Linked DNA regions of Mus musculus: region 2 is linked to region 1. Evidence: chromatin contacts called from ENCODE Hi-C or POLR2A ChIA-PET data. All regions are on one chromosome and are shown on one strand. Each heading gives the region's core, a stretch centred on a gene start or an enhancer-like site at or near the end of the contact. The rest is flanking DNA. Distances are from core to core; before and after follow the strand shown.

Region 1 (5,340 bases), core at 754-3,253:
TGAGTTAATTCAACATCACCCTCCTGAAGATTTTATTAACAGCATGACCATCCCCACTAAGCATTTTTTCCCTCTGAACACAAAATATCATTACGACACTGTTATTAGATGCCATGAAGGCCTTGAAATTGACATGGCATATTCTCTCATCCCACTGAGGTAAAAGGTAAAAAACCATAACCAAGGCAAGCTACACACTATCATGTGTAAGGAACTGCCAGTTCTGCTGGGCTGAGGACACTTGAGAGAAGGGCATTTCAGGGACTGGGGAAATGGCTGAGTGAAATACACTTGTGGTGTGGACACATGCAAGTTTGATGACTCCGTATAAAAGCTGTAGCGCTGGTCCAATTGCAACTGTCTGTAATACCAGGGACCTCAGAGAGGTGGGCGGCAGAGACAGGAGAATCCCCAGAAGCTCCCAGGTCCGCCTGCCAGCTGGGCTTGGCAGAGTGGAAGGAAATCTCTGTCTTAAATACAATGGGAAAGAGGACTGGCAGCTAACAGTAACTCTACTCATGCCACCTTCACCCACACAAGCACACAGACACACAACTTCCTAAGTCACACACTAGTCACTGGCTAGTGGTGGGGAGAGATATACACATGACCAGGATTAAAAGTCCCCTCCAGAAACATCTGCTAAGCTTCAACCCAAGATGCTTACTGTGATAGTCTGATGCTCAATTCTCAGTTTTTCCACCCCGATACCATAAAGTTCACGTAGAATACACATAATTCTTGTCTTTTTTCCAGCACCTGATGGTCCATATACTAAGAGGTGAGGAAAGTCTCCACACTGCACCTAAGGAAAAAAAGAACAAGACATTATATCTTAGTTAAACTGGGTGAACTAAGTTAAACAAACCACTTTTAAAGTTCCAAGATATTCTGTTTACCATCCAGCTCCAACAGAAAATGTACCAAACTCTGGACACTAATTTAATCTAATTTACATGCACTAAATGCTTAAAAGTAGGCACTCCCTAAGTAAGCTATCTGAAGGGCCCGTTTGAAACTAAGGGATGACAGAAGGCGAACCCAATCTCTGTAACTAAGACAGATGCTTGTCTGGCCCGGGCTCCCCATAATGGTCCTCTTGCTCAGAAGCAGGTGCGCTGATTTCCTTGTAAGTTCACTTGGAAGAGACAGAAGAACTTCACACTAGATCAAGGTTGATCAATGCTATGGAAAAGACAGCAGTAACAGAGTGCCATCAAACGAAAGAGTACTATTAACATGGGGTCTTGATCTTGCCACCGGGAAACTGAACATTAAAGCTTTTGCAAGGAAAACCGGCACGTGTATTAACGAAGCATAATATTCTATTTCAAATTAGTGCATGCATCACGAACCAAAACCAAAACCAAACCTAAAACATATCTTCCACTTCACCCTCGAGTCTTCCAAAAGCTCTCATATGAACGATCGCGGCACTCGTTAAAATAATCTCTCCTTTTCAGAAAAGCCTTAGCTGTGATTCCGCAGTAACTAAGAACAGGGTCCGGGGCACAGTCACCTCTATCAGCTTCCCACCTAAGCTCTCTGTAGCGGGAGAGCCCATCAGGCATTTGCAGTAACACCGAGGCCCGGGCACACCCCCATCCCCGCCCCCTACCGCCGCTGCTTGCTCCTGATTCTCCACTACACTGGCCTTCTTCTGGTCCCCACACCAAGCCATTGAGGTTCCCGGCAGCAAACACACCGCACTTTGAGGAACGCGTCACTCTGACCCCCTCGCTAGCACCGGGGCGCCCGCCTCCTCCCTCCCTCCCTCCCTTCCCTTCCCTTCCCTTCCCTTCCCTTCCCTTCCCTTCCCTTCCCCGGGCTGTGCAGGAAGCTGCTGAGCAGGGCGGCTCACCAGGTTGCGCAGCTGTGCTGCCTGTTCCTTATGATAGTCCAGCCGGGCAAGGGAGCTCGGCCGGTACTTGTCCACCCAGAGGCTCATGACCGCTCCACAGTCGCACCAGCGGACCCGCCGCTTAGACAGTAGAGTTTTCCCGCGAGCGCGAAAGCGTGCGACGTCACTTCCGGCACCCGGCGACTTCCGGATAGGGAGACTGGGCAATCTCAACCGGGAGTGGAGCAGTCGCTGCAGTTCCCACTTCCACCACTGCACCAACAGTCGCTGGATTTACCGGGCAGTGGCTGCCTCTTTGTTCTCACCCTGTAACATTTTAGAAAACATTCGAAGGAATTAAAGATGTATCTCTGACATTCAGGTTCGTCCAATCTGAGTTCTTAGGGAAGGAAATTCCCTCCATTTCATTCTTTCATTTATTCACTGATTCACAACTTCATTCTAATTAGTGCTACATAATCTGTTATCTTTATTAGTAGAACTGCTTTTCTTTAAAATAATAAACAAACTCCAATATTCAATGAGCATTTGCCTACATGCCTCTGTGAACTATATGTTCTGAACTAGGAAAGTAAAGGAAATAGAAAGTAAAGGAAATCAGAAGCGAAAGTACCCAGAAGCATGACAGACAACGTCCAAAGACAGGTAGTTCATGGTGGATCCTAGGGTATATTCTTTTAATCTAAAAGATTGAAAGAATGTGAAGAGAACATAGAAAAAAAAAAAACCTAGGTTTACTTGTTTTCACAAATACAACACACAGATGCCCCCAATAACATTTAGATCCCCAATAACATTTCGGTGTGTGTCCCAGGCAATATTTGCAATGAAATTAATTTTTATCTGAAATTAGATTTTAATTGGTTGCCCTGTATTTTTTAACTTATAACCATACTTGGAATTCTTCAACTTGTGAGACCTGAGGAAGTGGCTGGGAAGGAAGGATAGAGTCCTCAAATCATAGCCAGAGGGCCAAGGCCAGAGACACAGCTCTGATCTGCTCCCTGCAGTAGCTTCAGAAGTTTCTTTCAGACACCTGAAAGCTTGTTGCTATGGTTAATCTTGGTCATCAGCTTGATGAGATTTGGAATCACTATAGAAACTACTATATAGGTATGTTCCTAGGGGCAATGGAGTAGTGCTGCCTCTGGATTCCAGAGTTTGTAAGCAGAGCAAGGCCTCTCACTACACACCAGCACGAAGCAGGGCACTGAGCCCTTAATCTGGACTGAGGTTGAACAAAAGGTATTTGAAGCTTTAGAAACAGCTCTAGCATTGACTCCAGCCCTAAAACTTCCAGATGTCTCAAAACTTTTTCATCTGTTTGTCCATAAAACAAGACAGAAGGGCTTTTAATCCAAATTTTGGGACCATGGAAACACCCTGTGATGTACCTGTCCAAAGGATTGGACCCTGTAGCCACAAAATGGTCCATCTGTCTAAGCTGTGATAGCTACTGCTAGATTATGTAAGCTAGCTCACAAGCTAAATCTGGGTCTAAATCTTGTACTAACAGCACTCCATTACAAGACTGAGGCCCTCCTCTGAGGAGCACCACGCAGTTTTAATATGCTTGGCCCAGGGAAGGAGTAGCACTATTAGGGGGTGTGGCCTTGTTGGAAGATGTGTATCACTGTGGGGGTGGGCTTTGAGACTCTCCTCCTACCTACCAGGAAGCCAGTCTTCTGCTTGTCTTCAGAACAAGATATAGCACACCCAGCTCTTCCAGCCCCATGCCTGCCTGGACATTGCCATGCTTCCTGCCATGATGATAATGGAATGAACCTCTGAACCTGTAAGCCAGCCCTAATTAACAGTTATCCTTTAAAAGAGTTGCCTTGGTCTTGGTGTCTTTTCACAGTAATGGCAGCCCTAAGACACACCAGGATCTTGGCTGTCTAATGTTTGTGTAAGCCAGTACCAGGCCTTACCATACTTGAGTGCAAAGTGAGAAACTCATAGTTATCAAATCTGATCACCTCTTGCCTAATGACCACCTGCATTGCAGGTACTCTTCCATGAAAGATGAAACTAGATGCAAAGGAGCTGCAACAATTACTTTAACTGAAAATATTTGGGCCCAAGTCAGATATCTCATTCCAAAAAGGAGAACTGATTGGTCTGACCCAGGCTCTCAGATGGGAAAAAGGAAAGTCAACCACTGTATATACAGACAACTACTATGCTTTTAATTCTGTACATCTTCATAGTGTGACTGAAAGAGGGCTTCTCACTGCTGTGGAAAGGAAATTAAATAATCTTGGCCGTTCTAGAGACTATTAGGCTTCCCCTACAATTTACTGTCATCTACTGTTGGGCTGCTGGCCTAGCTGGCTGACAAGTGGCCTGAAGACCAGTGAGCCTTATTCATATTCTTATGATATACCATGACCTGGTGCTTTCCAGAGACTTCATGGTAATGAAGAAAAGAACAGCTCAAACTCACTGGCTGATAAAGGACATCAAAGGGAAAGATCATCCCCCACACCCTCACCCCCTGAAAACAATGGTCAGGACTCTGGTGGTTAACCCTTACCGGTCTGCTCATCTATGGTTCACAAAACTTTCTGAGCTGCTCAGACAAAGCTATGTAATACCTAGACGAGCCCTGCTACATGGGATGACTCAGCCAGATGCCAGGGTTGTGCTCAAGTGAATCCAAAACAGAGAGACCTTACCCAGAAAGGGTCCAAATGAGAGACCAACACCCCAGCAAACTACAGGAAAACTGACTTAAGCAAGTCAGTTTTTATTGGCATCCTGGGGGAGGATGAAGGCCCTTCCTAGTTTTTATAAATGCCTTTTCCAGATGGGTAAAAGTGCTCAAATAGTAGCTTAAAAAGCTCCTCCTGGAACTGGTCTCCTGATTTGTCCTCCCCCTAGCAATGGAGTCCAACAATGGCCTGGCTCTCATAGCCAAACCTCTCCATTAGTAGGTAAAGCTTTAGCTAGTGTGAATACAGACCAGTAGTAATCCATATTCCATCTTGATCTTTATTTAATGGTGCCCACATTCAATGTCTTGTTGTATTAATGTGTGTGTGTGTGTGTGTGTGTGTGTGAATTTATCTTAAAATAGAAATTAGAAACTGCCATATCCAGAGATCCATCCCATAATTAGCCTCCAAACGATGACACCATTGCATACACTAGCAAGATTTTGCTGAAAGGACCCTGATATAGCTCTCTCTTGTGAGACTAGGCCGGGGCCTAGCAAACACATAAGTAGATGCTCACAGTCAGCTATTGGATGGAGCACAGCGCCCCCAATGGAGGAGCTAGAGAAAGTATCCAAGGAGCTAAAGAGATCTGCAACCCTGTAGGTGCAACAACATTATGAACTAACCAGTACCCTGGAGCTCTTGACTCTAGCTGCATATGTATCAAAAGTTGGCCTAGTAAGCCATCACTGGAAAGAGAGGCCCATTGGACATGCAAACTTTATATGCCCCAGTACAGGGGAATGCCAGGGCCAAAAA
Region 2 (5,340 bases), core at 732-3,231, 36 kb after region 1:
TAGATCCAGATTACCATGGGGAAATTGGATTACCTCTTCACAATGGTGGTAAGCAAGATTATGTCTGGAGTGCAGGAGATCCCTTAGGGCGTCTCTTAGTACTACCATGTCCTGTGATTAAAGTCAATGGGAAACTACAACAGCCTAATCCAAGCAGGATGACAAAGGACGCAGACCCATCAGGAATGAAGGTATGGGTCAATCCTCCAGGAAAAGAGCCAAGACCTGCTGAGGTGCTGGCTGAAGGTGAAGGAAATACAGAATGGGTAGTAGAGGAAGGTAGTTATAAATACCAATTAAGGCCACGTAACCAGTTGCAGAAACGAGGATTATAAAGTAATATGAATGCCCATTGTAAATTTACTAATACGTTTGCGATTGTACGAGGGATAGTTATATCATGTTAGGCGTATTTACAACCTTGTTATTGTTTCATGTGAACATGAGATATTATTTGTGTCAAGTTGACAAGGGGTGGATTGTAGTGGCTATTCCTGGTTGTCAACTTGACAATATTTGGAATGAACTACAATCCGGAATTGGAAGGCTCACCAGTGACCCTTATCTGGAGGCTTGGAGATCCTTATCTGGATCTTGGTTTGAAGATCTTGAGCCATAGTGGCTATGGATTCCAGAAGATTGAATCTCCGAGTTAAGGAACACACCTTTAATCTGGGCTATGCCTTTCATCTGGGATTAAAGGTGTGGTGGAACACACCTTTAATCTGGGCTACACCTTTTGCTGGAGACAATATAAGGACATTGGAAGAAGGGAGTCTAGCTCTTGCTCTTGCTCCTTCGCCTGCTTGCTGCGTGAGACTGAGTAACTGCTAGATCCTTGGACTTCCATTCACAGCTGCGACTGAACCATTGTTGGGAATTGGGCTGCCGACTGTAAGTCATCAATAAATTCCTTTACTATTTAGAAATTATCCATAAGTTCTGTGACTCTAGAGAACCCTGACTAATACACATACACTAGGAAGATTTTGCTGAAAGGACCCAGATATGGCTGTCTCCTGTGAAACTATGCTGGAGCCTGGCAAACACAGAAGTGGATGCTCACAGTCAGCTATTGGATGGATCACAGGGCCCCCAATGGAGGAGCTAGAGAAAGTACCCAAGGAGCTGAAGGGATCTGCAATCCTACAGGTGGAACAACAATATGAACTAACCAATACCCCCCCTCCCCTGGAACTCGTGTCTCTAGCTGCATATGAATCTATATATATGGAGGTAAGAGCGTTAGGTTTCAGAAAAAGACCAACTTGCTGTGGTCTGACAGGAGTCTTGGCATTAATAGCCTTGTGTGACCGTGAACAAGTTATACAAGTTTTTGTGGCCTCATTTTTCCCTTCTTCAAAATGAGGACTATACTGTAACTTAACTATAGAGCAAAACAGGAGTGAGAGGATGGCCCACGTGGTAAATGTATACCTGGGTTCGTAGTTTATGTAGTAATTTACGTATTTTAAACCTCTGTTCTTGCCTAACTCATCATGTTGATACGAGCATAGAAAGATAAAATTCCACGTTGCTTTGCACATAAGAAGCCCTTGATAAATATTTCGTACTCTTTGGTTTCTCTGAGTCACAGCCCTGGCAGTCCTGGAATCCAGCTGGCCTCGAACTCACAGATCTCCGCCTGTCTCTACCTCCCAAGCGGCAGAATTAAAGGAGTGTTCCAGCAAGTTCCTCTCACTGCCTTCTTATTTTTTTACCTTTACTTTCATAGAGCTGCACTTCAAGCACGTGGGAATGTCTGTCAGAAACACTGCCATCTAGTGGTTCATTCGACCTCCTCAGTTTCCTGTTTCAGTCCGTGGCGCCTGAAGGAAAAAAATGTATAAAGCCAACAGGTTTTCCTCCAAACCTTTGCTCCCCACACCCCCCACAACCCCCACCCCCACCCACCCACCCACCCCCGCCTCAAAAAAAGAAAGTGGTATGCCCTATCTTGGAGTTTTCAGTGCTGTGCCCCTTGGAGGAGGAACTTTGAAATGGTGGGTCACTGCTGCCCTCTACTGCCCACCGCAGGCTCAGGAACTGCTTGCAAAGGCCAAGGAGCTGCTCCAGAAACATCAGCTGTGTTTTGTGCAGGGCTTAGTGTGTTTGTATTCGTGTGTAGGCACACATGTGCACACTTAGGGCTGATAATCCATTTACTTTTCTCTTGACTGTGTTGACTTTCAACCATAGGCAATGTTTCCTTAAGCAAAATCAACCTACGTAGTAAAAGATTAACAGAACAGCGACATGAAAGAAAATAGTTAAAGCCGTTCTCGCATTGAGATGGCAGCTGGATCCGGTGTGTCACAGGCAGCTGGGAGGAAAGATTGCCTTAGCTTTCAGCAGTGTGTTGGGTGCTTCTGAGAGAAGCTTCTTGCTTCTATGAAATTTATTTGTTCCTGGACCAGAACAGAAATGGCCACAAACAAATGGAAGAGGTTGGATGTTAATGAAAGAGAAGACAGAATTATATATATGTTACATATATTATATATAAATATATATGTTTATATATATATATACATATATATACCATCATATATTTGACTGCTACCTGTCATGGTCCCATACTCTTGCTTCTTTTTTCAGGTAAGAACATTTGGGTAAAGAATTTCTTAGACTGAGTCTGGAGAGATGGCTCCACAGTAAGAGGACTAAAGTTCCTTTCCTAACATCCACATTTGGGTGGCTTACTACCTGTAACTTTAGTTACAGGGGATCTTATGCCACCTTCTAACCTCTATGGGTATCTTCTAGCCTTTACGGGTAACACACACACACACACACACACACACACGAATAAAAAAATGATAAAATCAAAAACAAAGGCTGGAGAGATGTCTCCATGATCAAGAGTACTGGCTGCTCTTCTGCATGACCTGGGTTTGATTCCCCGAGTATCTGCATGTTAGCTCAGAATCATCTATAACTCCATTCCCAGGGGATCTGAAACCCTGCTCTGGCCTCTGCTTGCAACATTCTTGCATGTAATGCAGAGGCATACATGCAGTCAAAACACCTCTAACCATCAAATATAATGTAAGCAAATAACAAACAAAAAATTAATAATTTCTCAGGCCATAAGTATTGAGGAAATTTCCTAATTTCACCATGAAGTCTTCAGAGTCCTTTACCTAAAATAACCAAGTCACACACATAGAATTCCGTAGTTGCGATAAGGAAGAAGGCAAAGGGCTGGCGAGATATCTCAGTGGGTAAAGGTACTTGCTCCCAACACTGATGACCTTAGTTCAATTCCCAACATGATAAAAGGAAAGATTAACTCCTGTTTGCAAGTTGTCCTCTGGATTCACACACACACACACACACACACACACACACACACAAAACACTATTTTGATAGATGAATTAAAATATTAAAATGTAAAAAGGAGTTGAGCTCATACTTGCATGGACCTCTGTTCTACTTCATTCTTAACCTTTCAGTAAGGGCCCTGGATCTGCACACAGTATCATCTTCACTTCTTCATAAGGCCGCAGTAGGACTTGATGAAGGCAGACCAGGGCTATCTAACAGAACCCAATCCTTGTTCTCCTATTGTGTTAAACCACATTTACTACATTGATGATTTGATTAATTTCTCCTTTCCCTTTGTAGTGATATTTTTTCTAACAATACTTCTTTTTCTTCTTTTTTTATGTCAGATTTATATTGATAAATTCTCACCCCACAAAACACACCCACACAATTAACTCAGAGCCAACTGATATTGATATAAATTAACCACCTAGATAAGACAAATTGTCCTGTAATTATCCATCTCTTCTAAGATATTTATAGCTACCTGTGGCTATTTATTTACTTATTTATCTATTTATTTTTACTAGATATTTTCTTTATTTACATTTCAAATGCTATCCACTTTCCTAGTTTCCTCTTCAAAATCCCCTATCCCCTCCCCCTTCACCCTACTCCCCAACCCACCCACTCATGCTTCCTGGCCTGTACCCCCAGAGCTCCCTGGGACTAAATCACCAATCAAAGAAAACACATGGTAGGACTCGTGTCTCTAGCTGCATATGCAGCAGAGGATGGCCTAGTCAGCTATCAATGGGAGGAGAGGCCCTTGGTCTTGTGGAGATATTAACAATACTTCTTGCCTTTGAACTCAATTTTTCCCAGACTTAGCTACCCAGTTGGATGCCTTGAAAATAATTAGGACTATGTGTTTAACCTGCTGTCCTACTGTGTGCTCACCTGTTTACATTTAAACCCCCTTTAAGAGAACACAGGAAACAAGCTTCAATGGCTTGGATTTCCCATGTAATAAGTTCTTACAACCTGAGCTAAGTGCACAGCATTAAACTGATATATTTAATCTATATAGTATTCTTCCATGCCCCTGACACAGAATAATGTATGTGTGTGCTGTGAACACTGCCAACAAGTCAAAAACAACTTTAAATAACAAATAACCCATAAATGTTGAAAGTGACATATGAATATAGATTACTAATGTCTGTGTGTGATTTCAAGTGCTATTCTGGGCTTGTGTGTGTTGGTAAAATAATTTCTTCCTTTGCAAAACTCTGCTTAAGGTTTCTATAGAAATGTAACCCTCATTTCTCTTCCCATAGCATGTTTTCTGTGTTCTTCAATAAATATAGGAAAAGTCCCTTTCTTAGGGACAGGCAACAGGACAAACAGATCAAAGACTACAAATGACAGAAAAACAGAAGACACAGGGAAAGAAGTAAAGAATTCAATTTTAGGTTTTCTCTTGGTCTAAACTATTGCAAAAGGTTTTTCATTTCTTAATATGATATCCATGTGCCCATTCACACATAAGATCTTGACAGCAAGATCTAGAAAAGTGGGGACACTGTCTGTGTCTGACCACATGTTTTTAATCTTAAAAACAGACCTGGTACATAAGGCAGATGTTGTACAAGTGAAGGAAGGGAAGGTTCTTTAGTGCTAGTAATTCATAAGCTTAGCTCTAAACCTGTTACTCTTCACATACCCACATGCTCAATGGTTAAAGAGACTACCTCACAAAGATCTCTTAGGAAAGATGATCTGGGTCTATGGTCCCTGAAGAAGGACAAAATTCATTTGATCTAAAGACCAATCTAGCATCTTACTCCCCCTTTTCTCTGTATAGGGCTTATGTTGCTCCAGTGTAAACACTGAGGTAGATTTAAATTGTTAATCCATTTTGGATTCTGTGATGCTAAATTGGTTGGCAGAGAAGTTTTAGAGAAAGAAAGATGATTTTGCTATGTCCTACTACAGTCTTGTTTCTTATACTTGATTATTCTCCTTAAAATGCATCACACTTATAAATTGGAATTGCAATAAAAATCTTT

Evidence for each region. A loop is a pair of places that touch in the nucleus more often than their neighbours do. ChIA-PET counts read pairs that join two places held with the same protein, here RNA polymerase II (POLR2A).
Region 2: a map of T-helper 2 cell shows a loop between it and region 1 (2.9-fold over the local background). The contact joins the enhancer-like site here to the promoter of Rfc3 in region 1. A Hi-C loop is called at or near these places in 3 of 37 maps with a recorded cell type or tissue (T-helper 17 cell, T-helper 2 cell and regulatory T cell). POLR2A ChIA-PET finds 5 or more read pairs at or near these places in 2 of 5 experiments (Patski and embryonic stem cell).

Annotation. Positions count from the first base shown.
Region 1 is chr5:151,649,205-151,654,544 of GRCm38, forward strand. Rfc3 (replication factor C (activator 1) 3) reads right to left here and starts at 2,004. Exons shown (of 9, transcript NM_027009.2): 1 at 1,862-2,004; 2 at 668-805. The coding sequence starts at 1,948.
Region 2 is chr5:151,685,015-151,690,354 of GRCm38, forward strand. No RefSeq gene overlaps it. Among named protein-coding and RNA genes, the nearest start is that of Gm24242, 13 kb to the right of the region's middle. Within about 2 kb of position 1,982, at least 1 of the 3 ENCODE cell types and tissues checked has a DNase peak (open chromatin) inside an H3K27ac peak, as active enhancers do.